Linked DNA regions of Homo sapiens: regions 2 and 3 are each linked to region 1. A link is an interaction called in ENCODE POLR2A ChIA-PET data of the cell type or tissue named here. Cell type or tissue: GM12878. All regions are shown on one strand. Each heading gives the region's core, and the rest is flanking DNA. Links, peaks and the distances in the headings are about the cores only. Region 1 holds the start of STAT4-AS1 (STAT4 antisense RNA 1). Region 2 overlaps LOC105373804 (a long non-coding RNA gene). Region 3 overlaps STAT4 (signal transducer and activator of transcription 4).

Region 1 (10,315 bases), core at 2,920-7,919:
AGGTCAGGAGATCGAGACTATCCTGGCCAACATGGTGAAACCCTGTCTCTACTAAAAAATACAAAATTAGCCAGGTGTGGTGGCACACAGCTGTAGTCTCAGTCTTGGGAGTCTGAGGCAGGAGGATCACTTGAATCCAGGAGGCAGAGGTTGCAGTGAGCCAAAATCGTGCCACTGCACTCCAGCCTGGCAACAGAGCGAGACTCCATCTGAAAAAAAAGAAAAAAAGAAGTTCCAAACTTCTTCTGAGTCCTCCAAACTCTTCCAAACCTCTGCCCGTTATTCAGTTTCAAGCCACTTTCACATTTGCAAGTATCCTTAATGCAACCCCCAGTCCTCAGTATCAATTTTCTGTCTTAGTCTGTGTTGTGTTACTCTAAAGGAATACCCAAAGCTAGGTAATTTATAAACAATAGAGCTTTATTTTGCTTATGGTTCTGCAGGCTCTACAAGAAGCATGGCACTGGTACCTGCATCTGATGAAGGCCTTAGGCTGATTCCACTTATGGAGGAAGGGGAAGGGAAGCTGGGATATGCAGAGATCACATGGTGAGAGAGGAAGCAATGAGTAGGGAAGGCACGTGGTTTTCTTAGTTTCAAAATATTAATCACATTTTCACCTCTCCTTTCACTCATCCCAGATCAATCACAGATACATATTTTGCTAATGACTATTCAAATTTATTTTAAAGAATCACTTTAACTAATTGTTCTGATTATCAATGCCTTCATCTGTAATAAATGCTGAAAGAAGGCAACTAGCCAATGAATTTCATCAAAATCTAAGGTGGCAAGAACCCCACCCCACCAAAGAATCATAAAGAATGAATATACCTCTGGCAAATTCAAGGGATTTTTCTTTACCTCATGCAGTTTGGGAGGCCCATGCAACTCTCCACAGTAAAAGAAACAGAATTAAAAGTCAAGCCATCCCAGTATTCTGCTCTAGCTGTAGACAGACAGTCCACGCTTAGCATTTGGCCTCTGTGCACACATACTCCAATTTCTGACACAGAGTAAAGATATCTTTTTTTCCAAATTGACCAGGAACATTTATTGATTTTATTGATGCACTTTTTAAAGTCTGGTTTATTGGCATATAATTTACATACAGTAAAATTCACCCTTTTGGGTGTGTCAGCTTATGAATTCTGACAAACTCATATAGTTGTATAACCACCACTATAAGACAGAAGATTTCTACAAGAGCACTCACAAAGAGGATGCCATAAAAACATGGGGAAGGACATTCTCTCTTTCCTTACAGTAAATATAAAAAACAATTTCATGCAGCTTCATATGTAGACAGAGGGCTCTACTTAAATTGGATAATTTCACTCCCTACTTAAAATTTTTGAATGGCTCATGATGCTCTGCATTAGCAGTTCTTGTCTGGGGTGTATGGACAGAATTCAAAGGGCTCATGAATTTAGATGGCAAAAGTTACAGTTTTACTTCCACTAACTTCTAACTACAGTTAATTTCCTTCAATTATATGGGCAGCAAACCATAACCCATACCACGTTTATATCATATTATAATTATTAAAGTCATCTCAAAATATTGTTTATGCTAAGCACAATTTTGAAATTGCATTAATTGGACCCACTGCTAAATCCTATTATTTAATGCCATTAGTAAATAAGTGCATGGCTAGGTGCAGTGGCTCATGCCTGTAATTCCAACACTTTAGGAGGCTGAGGTGGGAGGATCACTTGAGCCTCAGGGTTTGAGACCAGTCCAGGAAACACAAGGAGACCCCATCTCTACTCAGAATATATATATATATATATATATAGAATTTTTTTTTAAATTAGCCAGGTGTGGTGGTATGCACCTATGGTCCCAGCTACTCTGGAGGCTGAGGTGAGAGGATCGCCCAGGAGGTCTTGGCTGCAGCCAACCGTGCTCATGCCACTTCACTCCAGCCTGGGTGACAGAGTGAGACTCTGTCTCAAAAAAAAGAAAAAAAAAGAATCATTTATATTACTATGTCACAAAGTTGGTTTTAATATATCACAAAGTTGGCCCGATATCAGTATTTCAATGTAATTGGTTTTCTTTTGAATCTTATGCATCTTATCTTATTCAACTAAAAACATTATTTTCTGAAAAACTTACAGGTTTCATCAGACTGCCAAAGAGGTCCATGTCACAAAAACTAGTTAAGAATCCCAGCTTTGGATAAAGACCACAATTCGCAACAGATCTTTCCAAAGTCACGTATTATTTAGTCCCCTCTTAGTCTTCAACTCATCTCTCTTCACTCCTCCCCAACAGCTTCTTATCCACCAAAACATCTGCACACAAGACTGACTGAACTACTTTCAGTTTCTTTGATGGCCCATGTTCTCTCTGTTTCCCCTGCCACATCCTCTCAATTCTCCAACCCCATCCCATATATCCCTGCACCTGGATAATGTTTACGCATTCTTCAGGCTCTGGAAAGCCTTCCTGCCAAACACACACACATACATACACACACACACACACACGCATGTGTGCGCATGGCTCAGGTCATGCCACGCTTCCTCCATAGCATCCTCTACATCCCCGGCACAGTGCTTATCTCCTTTGGTGTAAATGATATCATCTATTTTCCTCAATAGACTCTAAGCAAGCTCTGTATGTACATGGACCAAGACAGCCCTGCTCACAGTTATATCCCTGGAATCTAGTACAATCTGGCCCTGAATAAATATTTATTAATGATTTGGTGTTTGGACACATCAAGAACAGTCATTAGTTCCTTCCTTTCCTTTGCTCCTTGGGCTGCCTGCAAAACTAAGCTGAAATTCTCTTCCTAACAGCTCCAAACTCTAAAATCATGAAACAGCCCCCAATGTTATGCTTCATCCTGATTAACCAAAACACACTTGCTTTTGATCACACAGAGAGGACTTCCTCCCTACCTCACCCTGAACTTCCAATAGACATTGTCTAGAATTACAGTTTATAAGCTCACTCTAACTTCCCTTTGATGCTAGGTATTATCTCATGCATGCCTAACATCCTAGACATCTACCTACTCATAGATGAACCAAGTGTTCCTGAAATTTCCCCTAAACTCTCCATTACACTCAAGGGCATTACTACTTCTGCCCCTAGTAAAAGTCCTCCACAAAGAATGGCATGAACCCGGGAGGCAGAGCTTGCAGTGAGCCGAGATGGCACCACTGCACTACAGTCTGGGCGACAGAGCAAGACTCCGACTCAAAAAAAAAAAAAGTCCTCCACAACACTCTTATGTCAGGCTTGACAGTCATCTTCTTAGACATCTCACAGACTGATAGACTGCCGCAAACGGAAAGAACTCTGCCGTCCAGAGAGGGCAGAGAGAGGGGAGAGGTTGGAAGGGGTGTGAAGGAGTAGAGCTCTCATTAAAAGTCCTTTAGGGAAGTTTTTTGCGCTATGCATGCTCATTATTCTCTTCCCCCCTCAATTGTGGCTCGATAGGTCTTAGAGCCAGTGCTGAGATCTGAATGGCTGAATTAACCTGTGATTCCTGATCTCAGTGTTGGTCAGTGACGTTCATTTATTCATTCAAAAAATATTTTTGAAATATTTGAAAATGCCTGTATCAGGCATTGCTTTGCTTAACCAGGGTTTCTGAACCACAAGACACAGAAAGTGATTTGCTTGACGATTTTCTCAGTTCTCCCAGGGATGGCATACAGTGACATTCTAGATATACAGGAGAGCAGGGAATTCATTACACACATAGATACCCTGGGGGATTAGACTGAATTGTCTCATGGAATACTGGATGGAAAAGGCTGTTAACACAGAACAAACTCCCTCCTGTTGTGAACTTACACGCTGGCGAGGAGAGATGAAAACAGACAAATAATAAACAGGGATAGGTTTAACAAGTGTTATGAGGATTGCAAGTGTGATACAGTCACTGGAAGAAGCAATCAATGAGGGTGTCTTTGAGGAGATGATGACTGAACTGAGACCTAGAGAATGGGAAGGAGGCAGTCCATGAACACAGTCAGGAAAACAGCATCCCAAAAGACCAGTGTATGTATGCATAGGGCTCAGGCAGGTAAAAACTTGGGGTATCTGAGGAACAGAAAGAGGCTAAGGGGATTGAGGGGAGCCTAGTGAAGTATGGGGTGAGATAAGATGAGTAAGAGGGGTAGGTGAGCCCAAATTGGCGGGCCCTGGATTCTTATTGCAAATTGAAGCCAGCAGAGGCTTTTAAACAGGTGAGTGGTGTTATAAAATTTGTTTCTTCATTTAAGTGAACATCGAACAAGGTTGCTATACAAGAAATGCCCCCAAATTCCCCACCTAGGTCTGGCTTCCACAGGGCAGGCACTCAGAAGGGCTCCACGCTTGGCTTCATGCTCTCCTGTTGCCTTCTTGAAATTCTTCATTAATTTTGAGTAAGGGACCCCACATTTTCATTTTGCAACGGGCCCTCCCTGCAAATTACATAGCTGGTCCTGTGTTGTTCTAACAGGGGAAAATAAACGTCTATTTGCATAGTAGGACTCTGTACCTTAGGGTCTTGTTTGTGTGCAGCCATTTTGGGGCTGGTCGTCACTCTCACAAGAGGCTGGAGGTTGGGGCCCAATGAGGTAGGTAGGCCCTTTCACACACTGGAGGTTCTAGGTGGGTGCCGAGTTCACCCTAAGAAGGTAGAGCCCCTTAAGAGTAGGCGAGCAGAGCCCAAAGAAACTCAGTCTCGTGCCTCCTAGAACCATTGAGTAAGTCACAGACATTACACAAAACTCTTGTTTCCTCAGCCAGCCGAACTTTCGAAATCATTGTCCAGTGACTAAGCATTCTCCATTATACTTCTCCCACGTTCCTTCTGGTATAATCACCACAACTGAGAAGGCATGGGGGCGAGAAGACCCCAGAAGAAAGAGGCAAGCCCCTTGCAGACCGAGCCTGAGGACGCCTATAGAAACTGCCAGACCCCAACCTCTGGTTCAAGGGCAGCTACCCAGGCTGGCTGAGGGTCACAGCTTACCAGACAGGACAAGATCTGAGTCAGTGCAAGTGCAAACTGTGTAGATAGCGAAGTGAAGCGGGTAAAAGAGACCTTTTCAGGACAAGGAAAGAAACGGTGGAAGTGCAAGGGTAAGGTTTCCAGCACCTTAGGTGCAGAAATCAGGACACGTTTCCCTCCCTCCCTCTAAGGTGAAACGGCAGCCACCCGCGCCTCCGCCTTCCGTCGTGTGCAGAGCTAACACTCGCGCGTGCGGGCCGCGTGGACCGGCCTCTCTGGGACCCCGTCCCGCAAGCCGATCTGCAGCCCCAGGGCGAGCGTGCGAGCAGTGCGCCCGCCGCCAGGGAGAAACCGTTGGGAGGAAGCGGGCTGCGGGAAAGCCCCGCTGCGCCTGCGTGCTGCGCCTGCGTACTGCTCCCGCAGGCTCTAACTTTCGCTTTTCGGTTTCCTCTCAATCCCAGTCCTTCTCGCTCCCGGGCAGTTTCCCCGAAAGCACGTGGGGCGGCTCTTCCGAGCACTCGCGTCCCTCCCGCCGCGCGCGCCGGGCCAGCTGTTTCCGAAGCGGTTCAAACTGCACCGCGCAAAGCCAGGGGCGTGGGCGGGCCCGGGCTGCTCTACCTGCGCTCGGAAAGCTAGGGCTCCAAAGCGTTCCTGAGCGGTTTTTGACCGCGAATGTGATAGTGCTCATGGTAAACACTGAAAATAAATTACATAGACATATCTTACTACCCAGACACATTAACATTTTAGAGTATTTTTCCTTCTCCCTCTCTGTTTCCATTTATTTACATTTCTATATATTATTACAATAATAGGATAATACTGTCTATGTTTTCTTTCCTTCATTTTCATTTAATTTTATACGTGGATATTTTCCAATGTGAAATTAAATAGTCTTTGAGAGCCTAACTTTGATATTCTACTATATGAATTGTGCTTTAACTGACAGTTGGAAAATTCAGTTTCTGATTTTTCACTGTTACTAATGAAGCTGCTATGAACATCATTCTGCATAAATCTTTCATCTATATCTGATCACTTCCTTATAGCAGATTTCTGTAAGTTCAAGAATATTATAAAAACTTCCAAAAAAAGATTGTGTTCCCTACATTATAATCGTCAATATAATTCTGGTCGATGTGTTATTTTTCCTTCATGTAAAGAACACAGCTTGCTTGCATATGGCCATTTTCCTAAAAGTATTCATAGCTTTCCTCCATATTGGGATGAAATATGTCATGTACATATTGCAGTTTTGTTCAAACCGTGATATGCATCCCTGCATTTTAACCAGCTGCTATGTAGGAGGCCTCTTGTACTTATTAACTGGAAAGAAAATACACACACCAAGACAGGTAAGTGACTGTACAAAACCCAAATCCAGAGAACTACAAGAAATGATAGAAATCTTTTATTTCAATTCTATTATATTACAGATGAACAAATACAGTTTACACTGATGAAGTGACATTCACAGTATAATAGCAAGCCTTACAGAAAGGAGGAGAGGTGAAGAGGCATTGACTGGAATTTTTAGAAATTCCTACTATCAGATATTTAGCTTATAACATTATTAGAAACATTGGGACAATATAGCTGAAATGCAAAATGGTAGCTGGAAGGAGAGGGAAAGTTAAAACATATTACTACAGATTGGTTCATCAGATTTGTAGCTGTCATTTTGAAATAGATCAAGGCTGTAAAGAAAGCACAGAGCCAGTAAGTTTTTTTTAATAGGAATGTGGTAAGGACACAGATAAAGTATTCCTTAAGGATGAGAGACTCCAGGGGAAATTCCCATGGTTGGGAAGGGCAATGGACCTGTTCCACTTAATTAAGTTCCACTTACTTGTTTTAGAATTCAGTTGTAGGATGTTTTGCTTCATTTCATAAATTCTTTATGAGTGATCTATTGCTGCATAACAGACGAAACTATTCCCAAAACTTTGGTAAAACATCAACCATTTATCAGTGCTTGTGAGTCTAGGGTATGCTGGGGAGTTCAGTTCACCTGGGTCAGGCCCCCACTTTATCTTGCCTGGGTTCTCTCATAAATCTGAGGTCTAAACTTGAACAACTACTGTGATTCAACTGTGGTCTGTGTGGTCTCTCATGCTCCTGCAAGCTAGCCGGACTTCTCATGGAGGCTGGGCAGGGTTTTGAGAGCGGAGTGTGTAAGGCCTCTTGAGGCCTAGACTCTAAATGTCACAATGTCACATCTGCTGCAAGGTGGGGAAATAACAGAGCAGGGAATAATCTGGCCATTATTGAAAATCATTGATCAGGAGAGCCTTCTTAGTTTCAGTTTCATATAATGAAAACTACGTAACTGATATCTTTTTGCCCTGGTTTGCAGGCTGTACTGTATTCTTTATCTAGTTATTGTAGATATTTCTGCTATAAGTTGCTTTAAAATGCTTTGTGCAACAAGGCAGATAAACTAAGTAAATAGAACTGGATGATTTGGGTATAAAAGAAACAGTGAGTGAAGAATAGGAATGATACTGTCTTTTCTCCAAGCAAAATACAGTTCCTCCAAATGGGAAGTGTGGAGTAGTTCTTAAGTCTTTCTACTGTAACATCATGTGAACTTATGAGTTACTCCGGTGACTTCACATCAGTTACTCATCATATAATAGTATTTTCTGGATTCCTCACTGTCCTTGACTCTCCTTTGTCTGTACACCAGTTCAGGGGTGGCAAATAGGAAATTTCACCTTACCTGTTGCTTCTGATTGATTGCTGGTGACAGTGTACCCTGTCATTTGTTGCTCTTTTAAATCCAATACAAGTAGTTGCATTTATTGTTTTAAATGTTGTCCAGTTGATGGGAGGCTGAGGGAGGAGAATCGTTTGAACCTAGGAGGGGGAGGTTGCAGTGAGCCAAGATCGCGCCACTGCACTCCAGCCTGGGCGACAGAGTGACACTTGGTCTCAAAAAAAAAAAAAGTTATCCAGTTGAGGCCAGGCACAGTGGTTGACACCTGTAATCCCAGCACTTTGGGAGGTCAAGGCAGACAGATCACCTGAGGCCGGGAGTGTGAGACCAGTCTGGCCAACATGGCAAAACCCTGACTCTACTAAAAATACAAAAAATTTGACGGGTTTGGTGATGTAGGCCTATAATCCCAGCTACTTGGGAGGCTAAAGAATGAGAATCGCTTGAACTCAGGAGGCGGTGGTTGCAGTGAGCCGAGATTGCACCAATGCACTCCAGCCTGGGCGACAGAGCGAGACTCTGTCATCAATACATACATACATACATATATACATACATACATAGTATCCAGTTGGTTTCAGACCAGCAGCAGTCCGTTAGAATATTTAGATTATTTAGAATTTTGATTTAGCGTGGGAACCTGAGGCATGCTGTCTCCTAGCAGAGGGAAGGAGCACACAAGAACAAGTTGATTACAAAGAACACGCAGTTTCAGGACAGATGGTATATACATCACAACTGTTCATATTCCTTTATCCAGAACAAGTCACATAGCCAAGGTCAGAGTTACAGCACACAGAGAGGTATACTCCACCCTTAGTGAACCATGGCAAGCAGTGGGAAGGGACAGAAGAGATTTGAAAATAGTACAATCTACAGACATAGTGTTAGCTGTTTTTTCTAGTTTTGTGTCTTTTGCAAATCTGACATTGTTGATATATAGATATAGCTTTCCAAGCTGACTGTTATAAGGCAACCGTCACACATTTGTATCTGTCAAATTCTGGATTTCTAGGTTTTTGTTTGGCTTTGGTTTGATTGCTTTTTGAAGCAGTCAATATGTTATACAGTAAGAAAATATAAATAGTTTATCCTTCAGGAATATTGAATCTTGGAGGCATAAGGATTGGACACTTCAAAAACCATAATATTAGAGAGTGTATAGTTATTGTCCAAATAAATAGAGACACATATATTATTTGGTCATTCAGAGACCCCAGATTAATTGCTACAGGTTGAGGTGGTTCTAGAAAGAGAATATAGTATTTGGGCTGGGCTTTAACAGGTGAATAAGAATTTGGTAAGTGAAGAGAGTGAGGAGCAAGACTTGCCATTCAGTATGTACAAAGGGGCAGAAATCAGGAAATTAAAAGCATGGGGGGAGTGCTGGAGCTAGACGAGGTTAGTTGGGAAATGCGACAATGATAGAAAAGGCTGGAAAGAAGGAAAGAAACATTTTGTGGAGGATCCAGACTAGCAGACAACATTTGTGTTTATCATATGTGCAAGGAGAGTTGTTAAGGCTTTTGAGCAGGGAATGACTATATCAATGCAGTATTTTAAGGAATTGAATTTGGCAAATATAGTGAAGGAGAAAGAGACAAGAAAAAGGTAGTATACCTAGAGATTAGCATAGCATTCCAATTCTCAAGTGATGAAGGCTTATGGTAGGTATTGCTGTGGATGCTAAAATAAAGGGGGGTAGGGAAGGAAGCATCCACAGATCTTGATGATCCAAATTGGGATTTGGAGTGCCAAATAATCCTATTTGCAGATGTTAGGATTATTCCATTCCTTCATCAATATTGAAGCTAATATCTGTGCAAGTTTTATAGTACCAGAAAAAAAATTTTTAACATGTAATCTACCCTTCCTAGAGTCAACTTTTGATATAGTTTGGCTGTGTCCCCACCCAAATCTCATCTTGAATGATAACTCCCACAATTCCCACCTGTCATGGGAGGAAACTGGTGGGAGGTGATTAAATTATGGGGGCGAGACTTTCCTGCGCTGTTTTTGTGATAGTGAATGAGTCTCGAGGATCCGATCATTTTAAAAATGGGAGTTTCCCTGCACAAGCTCTTTGCCTGCCGCCATCAATGAAAGATGTGACTTGTTCCTCCTTGCCTCCCGCCATGATTGTGAGGCCTCCCCAGCCATGTGGAACTGTAAGTCCATTAAACCTCTTTATTTTGTAAATTGCCCAGTCTCAGGTCTTTATTAGCAGCGTTAAAAATGGATTAATACAGCTTTTTTCAGAGAACAGTAAAACATTGTCTTGGTTCTTGGGTGAGTAAGAGCAGAAGGGACACTTTTGGTGCCGTGGCATCTCTTGGCAGAGAAGTCTAATTTCACTGCTAACTTGCTTTGTGAGGGTGCATTTGTGACAAGAAGAACAAATAGATGTGCAAAGAAAAAAAACTCATACACACACATATAGGCATATCCATGGGAAATTATTCAGATCCTTCTCCTACCCCAAAGTGCCTAATTATTCAAGGCTTGACTCAAATCCCGTCTACTTGAAGGAACTAATTGATTTTATGAGCATATAGTCCAAAAAGATTTAGTTTGTCTGGCTTCAGCAATGCCTACCTGGAGAAGTGACATTTAAGCTGAGATTTTTAAACTAA
Region 2 (10,315 bases), core at 2,489-7,488, 190 kb before region 1:
TATATACTTTGATGGTTTTTAGACACTGAACAATAGTCAGGGTAACCTCTGTGATTATTTCAGAACGAGATTCCAGGCCATAGTGTGGGGAGAAAAAGCCCAAACTGAGCCTTGTGGTATGAGACTCCAAATGCAGTCCCCAATGTGAACATTAAAATGATAAGAAGATAAATACAAGATATTTTAGAAATCAAAATTAAACTTCTAGGAGTGAAAACTATAATACATGAAATGCACATTACTGCATGGGATTACTAAGAGACAAGATACTTCAGAAGAAAAGGTTAGTTAATTTGAAGACAGAACTATCCAAAATGAACTACATGGAGAACAAAAAGACTGAAGAAAAAAATAACAGAGTATCATTGATCTGTGGGACAATATCAAGTTTTCTAAAATATATGCAATTGGAATTCCAGAAGGAGAGGAGAGACATGGAGAGACAAAAAAGTTTAGAGAAACAATGACTAAAAAATATAAAATATAGTGAAAAGTATAAACAATCATATTTTAAAATTGCATCAAACACAAGCAGAGTAAACAACAACAACAACAAAAAACTACACAAAGGCACATTATAAAGTTCTGAAAATCACTGACAGAAAACCCTAAAACTTAAAGTATAATAATAATTTTAAAAAAAAGGAAAAAAAGAAAAAAAAAAGAAGAGTAAGCATAGAGGGGAAAGAAGACATGGAAGCACAAAGATAGAAAACAACTGACTCATTGTCAGAAACTACATAAGACTAAGAAAATGATTTGACATCTTTAAAGTACTGAAAGAAAAAGAAAATTGTCAGTGTAAAATTTTATATCCAGAAAATCAGACCAACAAAACCTGAGAGAATTCATCACCAGCAGATAGATGTTCTCTACAAGAACTGTTAAAGGAAGTTTTCTAGGCAGAAGAAAAAAAGAATCCAAGAACAGATGGGATAAATAGACTACAAAGACAAATAAATGTAAAATTATTTTTAAATATTAGTAAACTACATTCAGTCATATTTTAATCATATTTTTAAAAGATAATACATCATGAAAAAGTAGAATTTATACCAGGAATGTAAGTATACTGTAACATTCAAGAATCAATAAATGCAATTCACCACATAAGTGTATTAAAAAACAAACCATATGGCTGTCCCAATAGATACAGAAAAGGCATTTGAAAAAGTTCACCTTCGGGCCATGATAAATATAGTCAGCAAACTAGGAATAGAAGGGAACTTCCTCAAATTGATGAGGGCCATCTACAAAGAACCTATAGATAACATCATTCATAATGGTGAAAAACTGAATACTTTCCCACTAAGATTGGAAACAAGGTAAAGGTGTCCATTGTTACCATTTCTAATTAATATCATAATGGAGGTCCTAGCCAATGTAATAAGGGAAGAAAAGAAAATCAGAGGGCTACAGAATATCAAAGGAAGATGGTAAAACACACATGCACAATAACTGTCTGCATAGAAAACCCTAAGGTGCCTAAAAAAATGATATAAGGATTATATTATAAGGCTACAGTTACTAAGATAAGTTTGTATTTGTGAAGGGACAGACAAATTAACCAGTGGAATAAAGAGCCTAGAAACATCCCTCCACGTGAATCAAAATTTGATGATGGCAGAAGTAGTATATCAGGTCAGTAGGAAAATAAAAATATGCAAAAAAGTGATATTATATTCCTACTCTTACCACATACAAAAATCAACTCAAGATGGATTAAGGACTTAAATTTGAAAAATAAAACCTTAAAATTCATATTAGAAAATATAAATAAATATGATTTAGTCCTTAGGATAGGGAAAGATATGCAAGATTATTCAAAAATGTCTGCTACAAACATTGATCAGTTGTATTAAAATTAATATATTTTGTTTATCAAAAGATATCTTAAAATAAAAAGAAAAATGTCAAATTGAGAAAAGATACTTGCAATAGACACATTATTAGTATCAAGAATACATAGATTCTACCAATCGACAAGAAAAAATACACAAAATAAGAAAAAGAAATGATAATAAAAGACATTTATCAGAAAAGGAAACAAATACAAACATACAAACATATGTTTAGTATCATTAGTGATGAGAGAAATACCAATCAAGAATGCAATAAGATACCATTTTATACCTATTTGATTGGCAAAAATACAAAATAAATGTTATATTTTCAAGCAATAAGAGTCTAATGTATTCCAGTTTGGCTGAAGGGTAGTATGTGTTTTACATAATAATCTTATAACAGCAGTTTGAGGCTAACCCATAGAGAATATTAAATGCTATTAAGTTGTGTAATTCCAAGTACCTGAGGTTGTAAGATAACCTCTGGATATTCAGATTCTCTCGTTGAAATGGAAAGTACTTTTCCCCAAAGTGGTGATCTATGACTTAGCTCTTCAAGGCATCTTCTCTATTCTCTTTACAAACCACTGGTCACATGTTTTATCTTACAGAATGTAAAGCATGAAAGAAATGCTCCAGTTTTTATATAACTTTTTATTTTGGCATGCAACAATCAGTATTTCAACTTAAAGGAATGAGGAAGATGGGGATTACAGACATTTTGGTAAGTGGAAGAAATTTTTATTTTTTTGTTTCAATAAAACAGACACCTTTATTGACTGAATGAAACTCTTGACATCTCTCAAATGCTTGGAAAACCACATAGGAAATAATGGATTAGATTTCATATTTAGATAAAAAATGTGTTTAAGGGCTTAAATTATAGAAAGGGTAGCTGTGATTAAACAGTATCTGTGTGAATAAAAATGCCATCTGATATTACAAAATATATACATTTTTTTCAAAGCCCCTTCATATACTTTTTTGTATTGAAAAAAATTCCATAAGGTAGGGTAAATATTATTATTCCCATTTGCTGAGTGAGATATGAGGGATAAAGACTAAATGACTTAGCCTGAACTGGATGGCCTCTTAATGGTAAAGCTAGGATTAAAACTCAATTATCCTGATTCAGAGTCCCATCTTATTCTTTCTCTCCTCTCTTCTCACCTCTCTCTGTTCTTCCTTCCTTCTTCTCACCTTTCTTTTCTATTCTTAATATTAACAGCTTTTAAAAATACATATTTATTATTGACAATTTAGAAAAGCATGAAGAAGAAATTAAAATTACAATCCTACCATTCAGACAACCACTATGGAAATATTAGTGCACAGTTTCTAGTCTTTTTCTTTCATTCTTTCTTTTTCACAGATAGAGTCTTGCTCTGTCACCAAAGCTGGAGTGCAGTGACACAGTCATGGCTCACTGAAGCCTTGACCTCCCAGGCTCAAGCTATCCTCCTACCTCAGCCTCCCTAGTAGGTGGGACTATAGGCACGCACTACAATGCCTGGCTGATTGTGCTGTTGTTCTTGTTGTTGTTGAGATAGGGTCTTACTATGTTGCCCAGTCTGGTCTCAAACTCCTAGGTTCAAGTGATCCTCTCACCTCAGCCTCCAAAAGAACTGAGGTTACAGGTGTCAGCCACTCTTCCTTACTTTAGTCTTCTTTGTTCATGTACATTTTAAAAATAGGAACCACACTTGGTTATAGCTTTTGTTACATGCTTTTTCACTTAATGATATAATGTAAATATTTTCCCAAATGATTAAATATTTTTCAGAAACACAAAATGTTGGCTGCATAGTATTGCAGTATTTGGATATACTAGAATTCATTTAACCAGTCCACTCTACTGTTGTAGATTGCTTTTGATGCTTCGCCATTAAGAACAAGACAGTCCTGCACATATATATAAATAAATCTTGATTATTTTGTAATGATAAATTCTTAGAAGTGGCATTCTGGCATACTTTTTTTTGTACTCTAAAACATATTGTCAAGTTGCAATTTAGAAAAATTCTACCATCAGCTATGAGTGTGGGAAGTGCTCATTTCCATGAGTCTTTGCCAATATTGTTATTACCATAAAAAGTGATGGTTAGATCAATGAAAGTAATATTTATTCTTTTAGCAGATATTTAATGAGCAATTACTATGTGCCAGGCACTGTGTTGGGTGCTAAAAGTCATCTTCCTCCTCAAAGAATTACAGTCTAGTGGGAGTTATATTCAAGTAATTTTTTTTTTCTTGAGACAGTATCTTGCTCTGTCACCCAGGCTGGAGTGCAGTAGCACAATCATAGCTCACTGCAGCCTCCAACTTATAGGCTCAAAGAATCCTCCTACCCCAGCCTCCCAAGTAGCTGGAACTATAGGTGCACACCACTGTGCTAGGCTATTTTTTTTTCTTTTTACTTTGTATAGAAATGCACAGGGTTGGGGGGCATCTCGCTTTGTTGCCCAGGCTAGTCTCGAACTCCTAGTCTCAAGTAGTTCTCCCCCACCTTGGCTTCTCAAAGTGCTGGGATTACCCACATGAGCCACCACACTGGCCCAAGTAAGTTATTATACTTCTGTTCTCACGCAGTACTATAGGAGCACAAAGGAAAGATGCCTTCTCTTGAGGGACCATAGATGGCCCCCTGGTAGAAGTATGCCTGAGTTGAGGCTTCATGGATGAGTAGGAAAGAGGAGATAAATGGTCGTAAAAAGGTTCCAGGCAGAAGAAACAACACATACAAATGGAGAGGTGAATATGGTGTATAGGTTCAAATGCCTTCAAGCAAATAAAGCCTCACTCAAGCTGGCTAAGCCATGAGCCAATTTAGGATCTTACATAACAAGAGGTCCTCTGCAGTGTGGCCTCAGGCAGAGTCCACATGGCTGAGCTCCTCTGCTCTGTGTTGTCCTGGCTCTTCCCTCCTCCCTGTGTTCTGCTCCATCCTCGGCATAAGAAGATATATTGTCTTTCCCACATGACCCTTTAGGAATAATAATAATAAAAAAATCTCTTTTGATCCCAAGCAGACAACTTCTCATGTCTTATTGGCCAGGCTTGGGTCACATACTTCTTCCGGATCAAATTGCTAGCTAGGGGAGTGAGATCACTATGTTTGGTTTAGACTAATCACTCGGAGAGTTGAGGAGTCAACACCCCATCCACCACATGAGGAAGTGTCAAGAGCTGAATAAGGCTGCAGCACAGACAGGAGGTGGTGAGTGGCAAGAGATGAGGCGCCAGAAGCTAAAGGAACAAAAGGCCGTTTCATGAAGGAGGATGGAAGAGTGTCCAATGCTGCAGCGAGGTCAAGTGGCAGAAGGTTGACAGTAATTACTGTCAGCTTACTGGGTGCATACGAGAGCAAGTTTAATTGTGATGGTTGAAGTCAGACTTCAGAGGTTTGGAGACTAATGTGAGATGGGGTGGAATAATCACGGCGTGGATTCTCTCACAGGAAGTGAGGCCGTGAACAGGGCGAGAGGCGAGAGAGTGACAGGAAGAGGTAGAGCAGAGTCAAGAGAGAGGCTTTTTAGATGACAGAGGCTAGAAGAGGCTTAAATGATAAGGGAAAGGAGAAGGGAGAGAGGAAGAGTGGAGGAGAGGGGGAAGAAAAATGGGATTATCATTTCCCCGAGGAAGCTGGAAGGGTGGCTATCCGTTGGTGGGGAGGGAGTTCCGAGGAGAATGGAAAGCTTTGAAAACTCTTCCGGGGAAGGGAGCATTGATCACAAGGAGCAGTGCGGAGGGCCCAGGTGAGGTTGGGGAATATGAATTTGGAGCAGCCCAGGTGGAGTAATTTCTCTCTAGGAGCACTTGGTAGCTAGGATGTTGGCTTGGAGGTGGCAATGGTTGGCCTGATTCAGGATGAAGTGACAGATCACAGAGCTAGGTGTGATGGGAAGAGGAAGGGAATGCAGCAACCAACTACTGGGGAAGGCGTGGGGGTGTAATGGGAGTAGTTGGATAAAAGTTATGGACGAGGTGTACGTTTGAATTTTGCATTTCAGAAGCTGAACAGTTTGGGGCTATTGAGTGTGTGAGCGTGGAGGTGGATGAATAAACCGAAAAGTAAAGTTTTTATGAAATAGGATGATAGCACTCTATACATTGATTGTGAGGGTATAATGTGGGCTTTATGAAGGGCAATTTGGCAATTTAGTTTTTAAAAACTAAAAACCTGCACATCCTTGAATCTAGTAATTCTAACTGTATTCCATAGATTTACTTCCACATGTGTGAAATGATGCACAGTGAGGGTTATTCACTGAAACATTATTAATAAAAGACTAAAACCTAAATCCATCAAGGATTTGGTTAAAAAGAAGGCAGTTCCATATGTATTGATGTGGAAAGTTATTCCAATTACAGTCTTAACTTAAAAGAAAGCAAAGAGACCGGGTGCGGTGGCTCACGCCTGTAATCCCAGCACTTTGGGAGGCTGAAGCAGGCGGATCACCTGAGGTCAGGAGTTTTTTTTTTTTTTTTTTTTTTTTTTTTTGATCATTCTTGGGTGTTTCTCGCAGAGGGGGATTTGGCAGGGTCATAGGACAATAGTGGAGGGAAGGTCAGCAGATAAACAAGTGAACAAAGGTCTCTGGTTTTCCTAGGTAGAGGACCCTGCGGCCTTCTGCAGTGTTTGTGTCCCTGGGTACTTGAGATTAGGGAGTGGTGATGACTCTTAACGAGCAAGCTGCCTTCAAGCATCTGTTTAACAAAAACATCTTGCACCGCCCTTAATCCATTTAACCCTGAGTGGACACAGCACATGTTTCAGAGGAGGTCAGGAGTTTGAGACCAGCCTGGCCAACATGGTGAAACCCTGTCTCTACTAAAAATATGAAAATTAGCTGGGCATGGCAGTGGGCACCTGTAATCCCAGCTACTCAGGAGGCTGAGGCAGTAGAATTGCTTGAACCTGGGAGGCGGATGTTGCAGTGAGCTGAGATCGCACCATTGCACTCTAGCTTGGGTGACAAGAGCAAAACTCCGTCTCAAAAAAAAAAAAAAAAAGAAAAAGAAAAAAAGAAAAAAAATAAATTATAAAATCTTACCGTTTATGTACCAACACACACACAGAAACACATACATACACCCCATAAAATACCTATACATTTACACAGGCTGATTATAAGAGTTGTCTTTACTGGGTGTGGTGGCTCATGCTTGTAATCCCAGAACTTTAGGAGGACAAGGTTGTGGGAATCACTTTAGCCCAGGAGTTTGAGACCAGCCTGGGCAACATAGTGAGACCTCGTCTCCACAAAAAATTAAAAAATTAGCCAGGTGTGGTGGTGAGCACCTGTAGTCCCAGCTACTTGGCAGGCTGAGGTGGGAAGATCCTTGAGTCCCTGAGTTTGAGGTTCCAATGAGCTATGATCGTGCTACTGTACTGTAGCCTGGGCGACAGAGCAAGACCCTGTCTGTACAAATAATAATAATAAAGAAAAGTAAAAGGGGATTGTCTTTAGAGAGTTCCTGTAGAGCTTGGTGGCTGGAGGAGAGTAGAGGGGAATTCCTAATTTTCATGATCCTTTTATTTGCTTTCAGTTTTGTTTTTGTTTTTTAACTACGTGTGAGAAGTGGTTCTTTGTAGGAAAGAGGGGAGGGTGGGCTCTCAGATCACATTACATACCCAGGTGTCCACTGATACCCACCTGTAAGGTTTTGGGAAGACAAGATCCAAGAGGGAGAAATAGTGAATCAAGCATGCGGATTGAAGCTCTCATTCTGCTGCTCCTAGGGGCATGACCTCTGCAGGTAATGAAAATGGGAAGAATAATAGTCTTACCTCTCAGGTTGTTCTAAGGAAGCAGAGAAATTATAAAGTATTTCATAACGGCAAAACAATATTAAAAAGCAAGGTATTTATTAGCAAACATTTATTGAACATTTACTATACTCCAGGCACTGAATTAAAATGGTAATTATTTCAATACTTTATTAATAATTCTTTTTTCCTCATCTAAATGAGTGTTTACAGCTGTTCATTATTATGGTTGTTTCTTGCTAAACATGAGTTGCCCTTCTATCTGTGTTCCTAACCTGTCCCCAGGCTCCCACCCACACCTGACTGGCCTTTGTTTATACTACATTAACTAGAATAGAATTTCTTTTTTTTTTTTTTTATTATACTTTAAGTTTTAGGGTACATGTGCACATTGTGCAGGTTAGTTACATATGTATACATGTGCCATGCTGGTGCGCTGCACCCACTAACTCATCATCTAGCATTAGGTATATCTCCCAATGCTATCCCTCCCCCCTCCCCCCACCCCACAACAGTCCCCAGAGTGTGATATTCCCCTTCCTGTGTCCATGTGATCTCATTGTTCAATTCCCACCTATGAGTGAGAATATGCAGTGTTTGGTTTTTTGTTCTTGCGATAGTTTACTGAGAATGATGATTTCCAATTTCATCCATGTACCTACAAAGGACATGAACTCATCATTTCTTATGGCTGCATAGTATTCCAAATGTCCAACAATGATAGACTGGATTAAGAAAATGTGGCACATATACACCATGGAATACTATGCAGCCATAGAATAGAATTTCTTAAGAGGCCCAGGAACCCGATTCAGCCTCCAGACATGTTTTATTTGCCCACAGATTGTTTAAATATTTTTGAGAGGGTAGACAACATTGGAAAAAAAAAAGCAGATACTTTTAAAGTCCAGATTTTGAACTTTTCTAGAAAAATCAGAAGACCTGGCAACAATGTGCCTCAGGGCAGCAGACCACTGTAACCAAGCAGGGCCGGCCTCTTTGGCCAGGCTGTGCACATTCTTCCTTCTGACACGATCCTCACCCATGCTGTGTATGCTCCTGCCTGTCCCTGTGGACAGCAGAGTTTCCCACATCTGGAATAATGCCAGGGATGGCTGTTCCCTACTTTCTTGGCTTACAAGTGAGTGTGGAAACAGGGGGGCTTTCCTATTCCTGTCAGCACAGTCAGGTCCTTGTTCAGGGACCAGGTCCAGGTCTAAGAGGAAGCAGGGGACTTGGCCAGGGCACACAAAAGACACAATGATTAAAGTGTTGGAAAACAGAACCTATGAGGTAAGTTTTAAGGAACTGGATGTTTTCCTGGAAAAAAAGAGGATAAAGGATGACTCAATTGTCTTCTTTAAGTATACGGGGTAATTATGAAGAGAGTGATACCAGCTGCTCTCCACCCCCAAACCCACTAGAGGAAATGTGCGTGTCCTGTGGCAGGAGGCTTGCAGCTGAGCCATAAGGGACTTCACTAAGAATTTAGGTTGAGAGACGAGGTGCCTCCATCTGCCTCATCTGATCCTTATGAGGGTCAGGCTAGACCCTTCTGTCTGAAACTCAAAAAATAAACTGGGTAACTTCTTGAATACTTTCCCGACTTTAATTCTTAATGCCTTCCTCTGCCATATTCTCTTTTATTTCTGTAGGCTTATCAGAAGAAAGTTAGAAAAAGCTTTCCTGAATAAGAAAACAGGGCATGAATCACTTAAAATTCTCTTTAGCAACATCTATCCTTGATGTTACCACACTAAAAAATGTATGCATACTCTTTCTAAACATGCAATTAGAACACAGCTGGGAAGGTACTTAAGATTCTTTTCCCAAGTTAACTTTTTACCAGCCAAATTGCTATGGGTATAGTTTGCTCAACTGATGCTAGGAGAATAGTTCAGAGGACTTAATCGAGTGCAGTGCTTATGTAGATAAAAAACATTGCCTACATTATCCAGTCTTAGTTGTTTTTACTTAGTTTAAAAGATTATGGTGAGTTTTCATGTCTGTTCCTGTTGTGAATTCTGTGAGTCAATGCAGAGGAGCTGGAGGAATTTCCCAGATGTCACAACTACTGGACAGCATCCGGTACAGTAAATTAGAACACAGACTCTGGTTGATAAATGGTGATGGGACATTTAACACTTCAAAATAACAATCAACCTTTGTTGTGAGCCAACTGGGTGCTGAGTGCTTTTCATGTTAATCTTCATAATGACTCTGTAAGGTAGTTATCAATATTCTCGTTTGACAGATCAGAACAGAGTCAGAGAGAGGAGTAACTTTCCAAGGCCACATGGACAGCAAGTGGTGACATGCAGATTCAAGTCTAAATCCAAATTCAAATTGCTTGACTCCAAAGTCTGTGTTATTTATTTATTTATTATTATTTTTTATTTTCAAGACGGAGTCTCACTCTATCACCCAGGCTGGAGTGCAGTGGCATGATCTCAGTTCACTGCAGCCTCTGCCTCCCAGATTCAAGCGATTCTCTTGCCTCCGCCTCCCGAGTAGCTGGAATTACAGGCGCCCACCACTACACCTGACTAATTTTTGTATCATCGAGTAGAGATGGGGGTTTCACCATGTTAGCCGGGCTGGTCTCGAACTCCTGACCTCAGGTGATCCACCCACCTTGACCTCCCAAAGTGTTGGGATTACAGGCATGAGCTGCCATGCCCCACCCATCTGTGTTATTTTC
Region 3 (10,315 bases), core at 2,412-7,411, 95 kb before region 1:
TGATCCATGTGGTTATCTAATTGACCCAGAGCCATTTCTTGAAATGATCATCCCTTCCTCATTGCACTGCAGTGGTGTTTTTGACATGAATCTGGGGACTTTTATTTATGTGAGTCTCTAGTATGTTAGTCTATTTGTCTCTCCCTGCACCTATACCACATTATAGATAACTACCATAGATTTGTAGTCTTGATATATGATAGTAAAAGTCTAGAAACCTTGTTCTTCTTCAAAATTGCCTCGATTTTTCTTGATCCTTGGAATTTTCATATAAATATTAGTAGTAGCTTGACAATTTCAACAAATAAACCTGCAGGGATTTTCATTGGGATTACACTAAATCTATAGATAATTTTGGGGAAAAAATGACATCTTAATAATTTTGAATCTTCCAATTCTTAAACACAAAACATCTTTTCATTTATTCAGGTCTTCAATTTCTCTTAGCAATGCTTTACAGTGCTCTTAGGTAAGTCTTTCATGTCTTATGAATGTACCATAATTTAACTAGCCCTCTGGAAATGGGCATTCCTTTTCCATTCTTACTCCATTCTATCTTTATAAGCACAATGAAATTAAAAGCCTCACATGTACTTTAAATTATTTTAAAGTGCCATAATTGATATCTAAAACAACTCATTCTCCTCTCCTATATTCTGATCAACCAGCAAGAAGTCAAAGGGCAAAGAATGACCCCAAGGGTGTCCCATCTTTCGGGACCCTTTTTAGCATATTTTAATTCACCTACTAATTGGACGTTTATTAATTTTTTAGTTTTTCACCAGTATACACAGGTGAAGTACACATACCTGTTGTTAAAATTTCTTTCATATTTGTGATTATTTTGTCAGAACCATAGGTCTTAACTCTGTGCATCGAAACCAGTTGTGTTCGGCTGGGCATCGTGGCTCAAACCTGTCATCCCAGCACTTTGGGAGGCCAAGATAGGAGGATTACTTGAGGCCAGGAGTTCAAGGCCAGCCTGGGCAACATAGTGATACCTCATATTTCCAAAAACAAAAATTAGAAAAACTTAGCCAGGCGTGGTGGCATGCACATTTACTTCCAGCTCCGTGAGAAGCTGAGGTGGGAGCATCACCTGAGCCCAAGAGTTTGAGGTTGCAGTGAGCTATGATCAAGCCACTGCACTCTAGCCTGGTCTACAGAGTGAGACCCCAACTCAAAAAACGATCATAACAATCCAAGTTTAATGTGACAAAGCAATTCCATTTCTAGATAATTATCCTACAGAAATTCTCACATAGATAAAGGATACATTCAAGAAAGATCATTGTATTATTATTCATAATAAAAATGCAAAAATGATCTTAAAAAGTCTATTCTTAAATGTCCACATTGATTAAATAAATTGAAGTATCTCCATGCAACTTATAGCACTATTAAAAAACTATATCTGAACACACTGAAATGGAATAATGACTATATTATGTTATCAAATGAAAAAACACAAAACAATGTCTAGTATGATTACCTGCAGGGAATCAAGGGAGGAAGTGAAAGATGAAGATCTCACCAATTTTTGATTTTTCTATTACTTGAACTTTTAAAAAATAGGCCCCAATTATATTAGTATTAAAAGACAAACAAACAGATTCAACAGATTCCCAGACTTCAATCCCAGAATCTCAAAGGAATGTGACCCAGAAATCTGCAGTTCATAAAGCTTCACAAGTGATTCTGATAAACTGCCAAGGTTGAGACCACAGCCTTAGGATAAATTTCTAAAAGTGAAATTGCTATGTCAAAGGGTGTGAAAAATATTAAGGCTTTTTATAAGAATTGCCAAATTGTCCTTTAGTAACGTGCCAATTCACATTCCCACCAGCAGTGCGTAAAATCTCATCCCATCATCAACCTGAGTGGTATAAAGTGTTTTAATCTTTGCCAGTTTGATAGATGAAAAACGCCAGGTCTGATTTATTTTGATAGAAGCATTGGTTTGTTGCATTTGGTTCTCTTTGGAGGATACTGTGTCCCATCTATCTTCCTCTTGAACAGTGTAGATAGATACATCCTTCTCAGTTTGTGTTTCATTACAAAAATCACTTGGGGAACTTGTTAAAAGTGTAGATTTCCAGCCCCCATTTCCAATTCTCACTGAATAGGTCAAAGGTGGAATTTGGGAATGTGGCTCGGAGAGGTAGGATTCAGGGAGTTCACAAAGGAGGGATGCATCCAGGCATCGGAAGAAAAATAAGCAATGGTGGATTTAGGATGTGGGTATTTTGTATTCTTAGAATGGACTCTACTCATTGCTTGCAATGCCCTCTGCCCAGGATGCAATTTCCTACTCCCCCAACCATCCTTCAAGTTGCAGCCCATGTCCTTCTCTATGTGTCATTAAAATCCACATCGAGTTTTCTCTCCTCTGCACTCCCACAGCACTTAGTGTCCAAACAACTCATCCTGACACTTAATCACATGCTGCAATTACTTTAGATAGATGAGAATCGACTTACAGTAATAAAGATAGAGTCTAATGGGAGTTGTAGAAGTATTATTTTAGGACAAGAAGAAATGCCCGAGGATGTTCTGGAAGATAATCATGCAATAAATTACATTTGTGTTGGCACTAAATTAGATGCAATGGCAAGTCTTTGAAATTTGAAGTCAGAACAGCCTTAAGCTATTAGAAACTTGTATTTCTCTGCTAAAATAAGAGCACTTTTTATCTTCCAAACTGGCAAAGATGAAAATCCCTTGATACCATTTTTGATTTGTTGTGGGACTGAGCAGCTCAGGTAATTCTAATAATCAGACAAGTTTGGGAAAGAATACCCCACACTCAGTGTTCTCAACATTGCCTGCTTTATTAGAATCCCTAATGACGCATTTGAAAATTAGCCATGCGCAGCCCCACTCCAGAGATTCTGTTCCTATTGGATTTTGTAAAGCTCCCCAGGTGATTGTAAGATGTAGCCAAGATTGAGACTCTGCTCAAAGTAATGCAAAAAGAATCACATGGAGATCTCACGTATATTTCATTATTCTTTGCCACTCCAACGGGAGGGATATTTGAGTTGCTTTCTTAGTGGAAGCGATGGATTCCCAAAGATTTATTTACTGTCCACCTCAAGCATCTTGTCATTTCTGAGACATTTGAGTAAATTTACTTTCAGTCATTTATTCATTCAACAAGTTATGTTGGGGAGTTTCTCTGCCAGGAACACTTCTGATGTTGGGATACAACAGGCAGTAAGACAGAGGTGTCTCCTGCCCATGAGGTATGTGATGAACCAAAGAGGACAGTAATTAAGTAATTGCAAGTAATTATACTGGAGCTGAGTCTTCAAGCAGCCTTCAGTGGTGTCCTGCTTTAACCGAGAAAGTTAAGTGGGATGGACTGTTCCCAAAGCATGCCACCTTTGTCTAAATTTCATGCAATATGCTTTTAAAAAAATTCTAAATCTATAAGGTTATTCCTTTTAACTTATTGTAAATCTACACTGATTTTATTAGAAGATTATTTTCTAGGCTACTCGGGTATTTCTTTCTAACTTGAATTAGCATTTCTCAACTTTCCTTGGGCTATTTTATTATAACTAGGCTGATTCTTCTTTATCTAAATTTTAGCTTGCAAAGTAATTGCACAGCCACAAGACCAGCTGACAAGGGCATTAATTTAGGATGAAATGTACAGGTGATATGATTCTGCAGAGAAGGTGGTGTCGTATCATAGGTGTAAAAGCACTGTATTATCAAACCAATTCCCTCTTGTCAGCATCAGTGAACAAAGGGTACATATGTGATCTTAGCTTCACATTGGGAATGGAAGAGTACCATTGACTTTGTCCATCACGGCCCTTACCAAAGCATTACATGTAATGATCAGAGCACAATTCAAGCAAATGAAGTTTTTCTGACAATCCAACACATTCTAAGTTTTTTCTGTGGTCATAATGTTCATTTCAACCAAACGTACCATATGACTAATACCTTACTCCTGCAGGAAGTAAGCAGTAATGTAGAATAGATATAGTTGTATCTGGCCTTCTGTAAGTAGCCCTACTTGAATAGTCAGAAAGAGGACCTAGTATTTAGAATAAGAGTACATTTTTGGACTCTTCTCCACCTCCCAAATTGAAGTTTATTGATGAATATAATCCTGGCATAACATATACAGGAAAATACAAAATTTATTCTTCACTGTCTATGCATTGACAGAAAGTCAGTATTTCTGAGGACTGAGGTCAGGTACCAGCTGAATCACCCAGATACTTAATGTAACCTAAGATTCTCATTGGAAACAAGCTATGGTGATTTTGCTTGTGGGAGGAGCATTCGGTCCAATTGTCATAGGTGACTAAGGACCTGATGAGACACAACGGAAATGGCTGGTCAGCTTTTGCAGAATCTGATAAGATAGCATCAAGACCAAAGCAGATGTTTTCAAAACAGTAGAGTTCTCCAAGGCATTGAAGCGTGGTTGACAGGTTATGTCTTGCACAAATGAACCAGACAGAAGGACAAGTGGGTGATGGAATCCAACCCACAACCCTCTTATGAAGCTATGTCTCCTAGGGTGAGACACCAAGGTTGCTTTATTTCATTGGATCCATTCCTAACCTCCAAAGAATTATTTTCCTCTCTGAGCCTTGAACAATAGCTTTGTTCATCACCAATGAAGCAGACATCTCATGACTGCTTACATGTCTGTGTTTTCTTTTAGCTTGTGAGTTTTTGAGAACAAAGGACCAGGAATCACCTTGACAAATGGGTTCTTGGTGAATGGGTTTTTGATGAAATGACCTGGAGGTGGAATTATCTCTTTCAACTTTGGATTCCCAATACTCAGCACAGTGTGTGGCATATAGCAGACCCTCCATAAGTGTTGGTAGAATTGAAAAACAGATACTTTTTTCTGTTTATAAAAGTAACACACTTTCATACTTGTTGTAAAAAAAATCAAAATACCAAATATAGAGGGAAAAAACAAATTTACCTTTTTTATCACATAAACTAATATGCGATTCAGTACATCAGTTCTGGAAACAAAAAAATAACAATGGCAATAATGACAACACATAAAAGTCTGTGAAATTTTGCCTGCGAGGGTAGGAACATACCTTCCCACTGCTTCAACAATACATTATGTGGCTGCTGAGCTGAACTGAAAGCAGAACTCCATCCTCTTCAACGTTTGTAATTGCTGTCTCTCCACTCCAAAGGCAGCCCCCAGCTCTGCAGCCCGTAAAGAAGCATGATCTACAGCAGTAGCCCTATGGCAAGTGAAATGATTTGGTAGGAGAGCCCCAGTGCTTTGATTATAGACAAAAGTGACGTCACTTTTGATAGGAGGTGTCATGATGGTGTTGTCACTTGAAGTGACTTCATATTTCTAATAAGTGCTCAGCTGAAAAATATGCAGAGAATGGAAAACACAAGTTATGCAACTGAGAGTTGTGACTTCCTGTTAAACTTAACGGAGGAGGTGAGAATAGAACAGTAAGAAAAACGATACTGAAATGCTTATTTTTAAATATATCGTTTCTTCTTTTGCTTTCACCACTATTCTATACTGCACACAAAATGTACCACAGTATCCATTTATTATATACCATATGCATAAGGAAAATAATATTTTAGATATGCAAGGAACCTTAATAATAATATGTATGCAACAAATAACCAGCAAAATTTATTTTTAGGGACATTCTATTGATTTATGGTCTCATTACCGTGATTTTGGCAAGACTTCAGGCTATAAATTTTATGCCTTGGCCAACTTTAAAATTATTTTAGCAGTTGAGTATTGAATACTATAACACTTAAGGATTGAGCTTTTCATTACGTTCACTGAAAATTATTCCTGTCTCTACCACAATTCAGGTAGATACACTAAGTCTAAAAAGTTACCTAAGTTGTAAAACAATTATGGCCCAGATTAAATTATAACAGCAGCTTCCTGTATATCACATCTTAGATCAGACCACAGTTTTCTTCAGAAACAATGTATTTTAAACATCAGATTTGATCAGCCATAAACTCTAGGGGAACCTCCTGTCTGTGGTGGTTGAGCAGAAGGGAGAGGCATATCAAAAATGATACATATGAAAACATGTTCTTTATATAAATCACTTTCTCTATTTCTGTAACATTTCTGTAATGTTCTCTGCTACTCTTGGGAGTACTCCCTGTACAAAAAGTGTACTTTTAAAAAATAAGGAATTTTCACAGATTTTCTTTATACTGGTTTCCGTAATTATTTTTTCTCTATCCTATTTCCCTGCTCCTTTTGATGAAACTCCAACTCGGAACACTCTCTAAATTTCATCTTTAACCTTTTTAATCTTTCTTCCGCATGATGACAAAAGACAAATTTGGCCCTAATGGTACCTAATTGCCTTCTTACATCTCCCTGTGAAGCCAAAAGTTTCCTTGAATCTCTTAAACCAATTCAGCCTTCTTCAAGTTTGACTACCTTGTATAAGTTTCTGAGCATATTTATATCCAATGCTGTTTCATTCTGTCAAATTCAGCACTTTTCCTTCTCTTCAATCCAATAAATTTGAAAAAGTGCTTTCTCCTGTGTCCCAAGCTCTGAACTATAACCCTGTTGGAGCTCTCAAGATCAAAGGAACAACTGTAATATAGGTACTAAGAGACAAGTTCAGATGCAAAGAAGGAAAAAATAGGAGAGATAATGCTTGTTCGGTGTGATTACTCACAGCAGTGAGATCAGTGCCTGGCAATAATTGCTGTTCAGTACAAATTTGTGGAACAAATGAATGAGTGGCACCAGTAATGTCTGCCAGCACTGGCTGTAATTGTATGGGCAGGATCTTCATAAGCAAAGGTGTGAGCAGGTGTTACAAGTGGGCAACACCATGTAGGCAAAGACACAGAGGCAGGAAAGCAATGAGACATGGGGAGCTTAGACCAGCACAACTGATGGGCCCACTTGCCCTACTCGTGTGAGTATTCCCAGATGGGCAAGAACAGCAGAGAGCTATGGGAATGCCCTTCCTGCTAGGGAGCAAAGTGAACTGGTAGTACAGTGCAGGGCTAAAAGATTCTTTTTCTTAATATATTTGCTCTATTATAGGACTGAACGTTGTATGTTTAATTCTGAGTCACAGAATAATTATTGCTTTCAAGAAATTATCCTGAATTTTCCTTCTGTAGTTTGTCCAAAGAGCTCTAGACTTGAAGACAGAGCGTCATTGTTCTGCTTCCACATCTACCATTTGTAACTGGGCGACCTTCCCCTCCCTAGGCTTCAGTGTTCCTCACTGCAGAAATGGAGTAATAATAACACCTCACAAAGTTGTCAAAAATGAGGTCGTACTTGGGAAAGTAATAACAGTAATAACAAAAGCTTCTTTTTTCTTAGATTGATTCATTGCTTCTTTTGGTTTCATCACTATCCTATACTACATATAGATTGTGCCACAGGGCATGTTTTAGTAAAAAATATATATGCATACATATACCCATATGTATTCATCCATTTGCATATATGTGGCTTAGAACAATGATGACCATTTACTACTAGATACACTGGTACACAGTGCTACTTTCATTACCTCATTATATCCTCACAACAGTCCTGGCAGGTATGTAATGTTATTTCTTCCATTTTACAGATGAGGGAACTGAGGCTTGGAAAGGTCACGCTGTTGCCCAAGGTCACATAGCTAGGAAATGAGACAATTTGGATATGATTTGGTTTTCTTTGAATCCAGAGTCTACACCCCAAATGTTACATACATGTAGGTAATTTCTCCAAATTTTGTCTTTTTATTTCTCCAAAAACATGTAGTTTATGATAATTTCTAACAACCTTACAGAGGTATAATGACATACAATATATATATATTTAAAGTGTACAATCTGACAAGTTTTGACATAAGTGTATACCCATGAAACCATTATCACAATCAAGATAATAAAAATATCCAGCACCCTTGAAAGTTTCCTCATGTCCCTTCCTAATCCCTCCCTCCTACCTCTCCGTGCTCTGCCTGCCAGCCCCAGGCAGCCGTTGATCTGCTCTTGTTTACCATAGATTAGGGTGCATTTTCTAGAGTTCAATCCAATTAGAATCATACAGTATGCACTTCTTTCTTTTTTTCTAACAGATAGGGTCTTTCCCTGTTGCTCAGGCTTGAATGCAGTAATGCAATCAGAGCTCACTGCAGCCTCAAACTCCTGGGTTCAAGCACTCCTCCCACTCAGCCTCTTGAGAGCTGGCACTACAGGCGAGCACCACCATTCCTGGTTAATTTTTTATTTATTTTTAATTTTCATAGAGATAGGGTCTTACTATGTTGCCCAGGCTGGTCTCTAACTCCTGGCTTCAAAAGATCTTCATGCCTCAGCCTCCCGAAGTGTTGGGATTACAGGCATGAGCCATCACACTCGGCCCCATGCACTTCTTTTTAACAGGCTTCTTTCACTCTGCATAATTATTTCAAGATTCATCCACATTTTTGCATGAATCAAGTGTTCATTTCTGTTTGTTACTGAGTAGTGTTCCATTGTAAGGATATACTACAGCTTGTTTATTTGTGATCATTTGAAAAAAAGTTATACTCCGAAATATTCAAGAACTGAAAAAGCAAATTATATTCTTAAATTGTTAATATTCTGCTTCTTAATTTATATTTACTTTAAAACTTGTTATGCGTGTCTTCCTAAAATGTTAACTATATCTCTAAATTGAAAAAGAATGGGATAAGAAGTTAAGTAGAGGAGAGGAAAAGGATAAGGCATTGTACCCCAGATATGACATCACTCCCATCTTAAATTAATTTTGAAACCTGACTCTTGCATGCATGCATATAAAATCTATATTTTTGCTTTTTATATGTAATATTCTACATTTGAAATTTTATATTTAAAATATAATTCACTGGCCGTGGTGGCTCATGCCTGTAATCCTAGCACTTTGGGAGGCCGAAGCAAGTGGATCACCTGAGCTCAGGAGTTCAAGACCAGCCTGGGCAACATGGTGAAACCTTGTCTCTACTAAAAATACAGAAAAATTCGCTGGGCCTGGTGTCACCCACCTGTAATCCCGGCAACTCAGGAGGCTGAGGCAGGGGAATCGCTTGAACCCAGGAGGCAGAGGTTGCAGTGAGACGAGACTGCGCCACTGCACTCCAGCCTGGATGACAAAGGGAGGCTTGATCTCAAAACAAACAAACAAACAAACAAAAATTTAAAAATAAAATATAATTCAATGTAGTGCTATAAATTTTAGAAACTCAGTGATACGGTACTTCAGTTGTATCAACTGAAATTCATGCATTTTCTCCTTGGCAATATAGTTATAAGTGGCCAATAAATTCCCCATCTTGGATACATGTATACCACGAAACAAAAAGCACTTTAAAGACAAAAGAAAAGTCTTTTTCAGACTTTCAGATTGGAATTAGTATGACACCCAGCTCCAAATGGTGTGTTAGAGATACCCGTGGATGTCAGATAGGCTAAAGTCTGGCTTCCCTCAGCCCGTTGCCCTGCCCGTAAAATAGGAATAATAGCTATCTTAGGGCTACAGTAGGCTTTGAATGAGATGATATGTGCGAGCACAAGGCATATAGAAGACATTTACAAATGTTATTCCCCAGTGCTAGCTCCTCCCATGTCCCTTATTTTGAAGACTTTAGCCTCCCTGGGAACTTTCATATGCCTCCCAACACCGATCACAGAGCCAGACACATAGCTGAAACCTGAATATTGTTGAATAAAGGCCTGAAGAAGACCTTTTCTTCTTAGCACTGACATCAACACAAATCTATGTTTGTGCAGACTGAGGAATGGTTTTGTGGTCATGTTTCCATAGGGACATGAAGTAGTGTTTCCTCAAGTGGTTGAGGCTGCTGTGCGGCCAGCATCTGATGCAGGGCCCTGTGGAAGGTGCAGTGGTTGGATCCTAGGTGGGAGGTGACAACTCATATTGGAAACCAGGAGTTTGCATATTGTGGCCTTTCTTAATGAATGGGGGCCCCTGAGAAACCTAACAGCCTTAAGGGACTGTTTAGACTAGCTAGAGCGTTGATATTCCCTCAAAGGAGGTAATTAGTAAACCAAGTACCCTGCAGTTGTGAGTTGCCCAACGCAGTTGCCAGGGAGCCCCATCATGGGACCCTTGGAGACTTGAAGTGCTTAGAAAATTGACCATGTTGAGTTAAAAAATGATCACATAAAACCAACAGTGGGATTCATTTTGAGGGATAGACATGGGAAATAATAGAATGAAAACATTCTAAGTACCACTGGAATAAGAGAAATCTAATGCAAGCTAAAACATTAAGGAAGGATCATTAAAATGTTTAAACTTCTCCCT

Evidence for each region. Peaks named below come from ENCODE experiments on the same cell type or tissue, not always from the same donor. Only the 100,000 strongest peaks of a DNase experiment are listed, where the experiment ranks them.
Region 2: POLR2A ChIA-PET joins it to region 1 with 5 read pairs; 2 of 35 experiments call an interaction of 5 or more read pairs at or near these places.
Region 3: POLR2A ChIA-PET joins it to region 1 with 5 read pairs; 5 of 35 experiments call an interaction of 5 or more read pairs at or near these places.

What each region holds. Positions count from the first base shown.
Region 1 is chr2:191,015,537-191,025,851 of GRCh38, reverse strand. It overlaps STAT4-AS1 (STAT4 antisense RNA 1), which reads right to left and starts at 4,326. Exons shown (of 3, transcript NR_136318.1): 1 at 4,297-4,326. LOC124900514 (a long non-coding RNA gene) reads right to left here and starts at 5,309. Exons shown (of 2, transcript XR_007087796.1): 1 at 4,508-5,309; 2 at 1-209. It overlaps LOC107985785 (a long non-coding RNA gene), which reads left to right and starts at 195. Exons shown (of 2, transcript XR_001739163.1): 1 at 195-549; 2 at 2,124-2,712. RefSeq lists enhancers at 4,436-5,053, 5,197-5,646, 10,261-10,310. In GM12878, for the core only: no CTCF peak of the experiment used is centred there; DNase peaks (open chromatin) are centred at 5,451 and 7,109; H3K4me3 peaks cover 2,270 bases; H3K27ac peaks cover 5,000 bases.
Region 2 is chr2:191,201,686-191,212,000 of GRCh38, reverse strand. It overlaps LOC105373804 (a long non-coding RNA gene), which reads right to left. Exons shown (of 4, transcript XR_923707.3): 3 at 7,502-7,598; 4 at 4,743-4,827. Among named protein-coding and RNA genes, the nearest start is that of MYO1B, 39 kb to the left of the region's middle. RefSeq lists an enhancer at 7,281-7,400. In GM12878, for the core only: no CTCF peak of the experiment used is centred there; a DNase peak (open chromatin) is centred at 7,380; H3K4me3 peaks cover 305 bases; H3K27ac peaks cover 579 bases.
Region 3 is chr2:191,109,644-191,119,958 of GRCh38, reverse strand. All of the region lies in intron 3 of STAT4 (signal transducer and activator of transcription 4), which reads left to right. Among named protein-coding and RNA genes, the nearest start is that of STAT4, 36 kb to the left of the region's middle. In GM12878, for the core only: no CTCF peak of the experiment used is centred there; DNase peaks (open chromatin) are centred at 4,338 and 5,278; H3K4me3 peaks cover 263 bases; H3K27ac peaks cover 443 bases.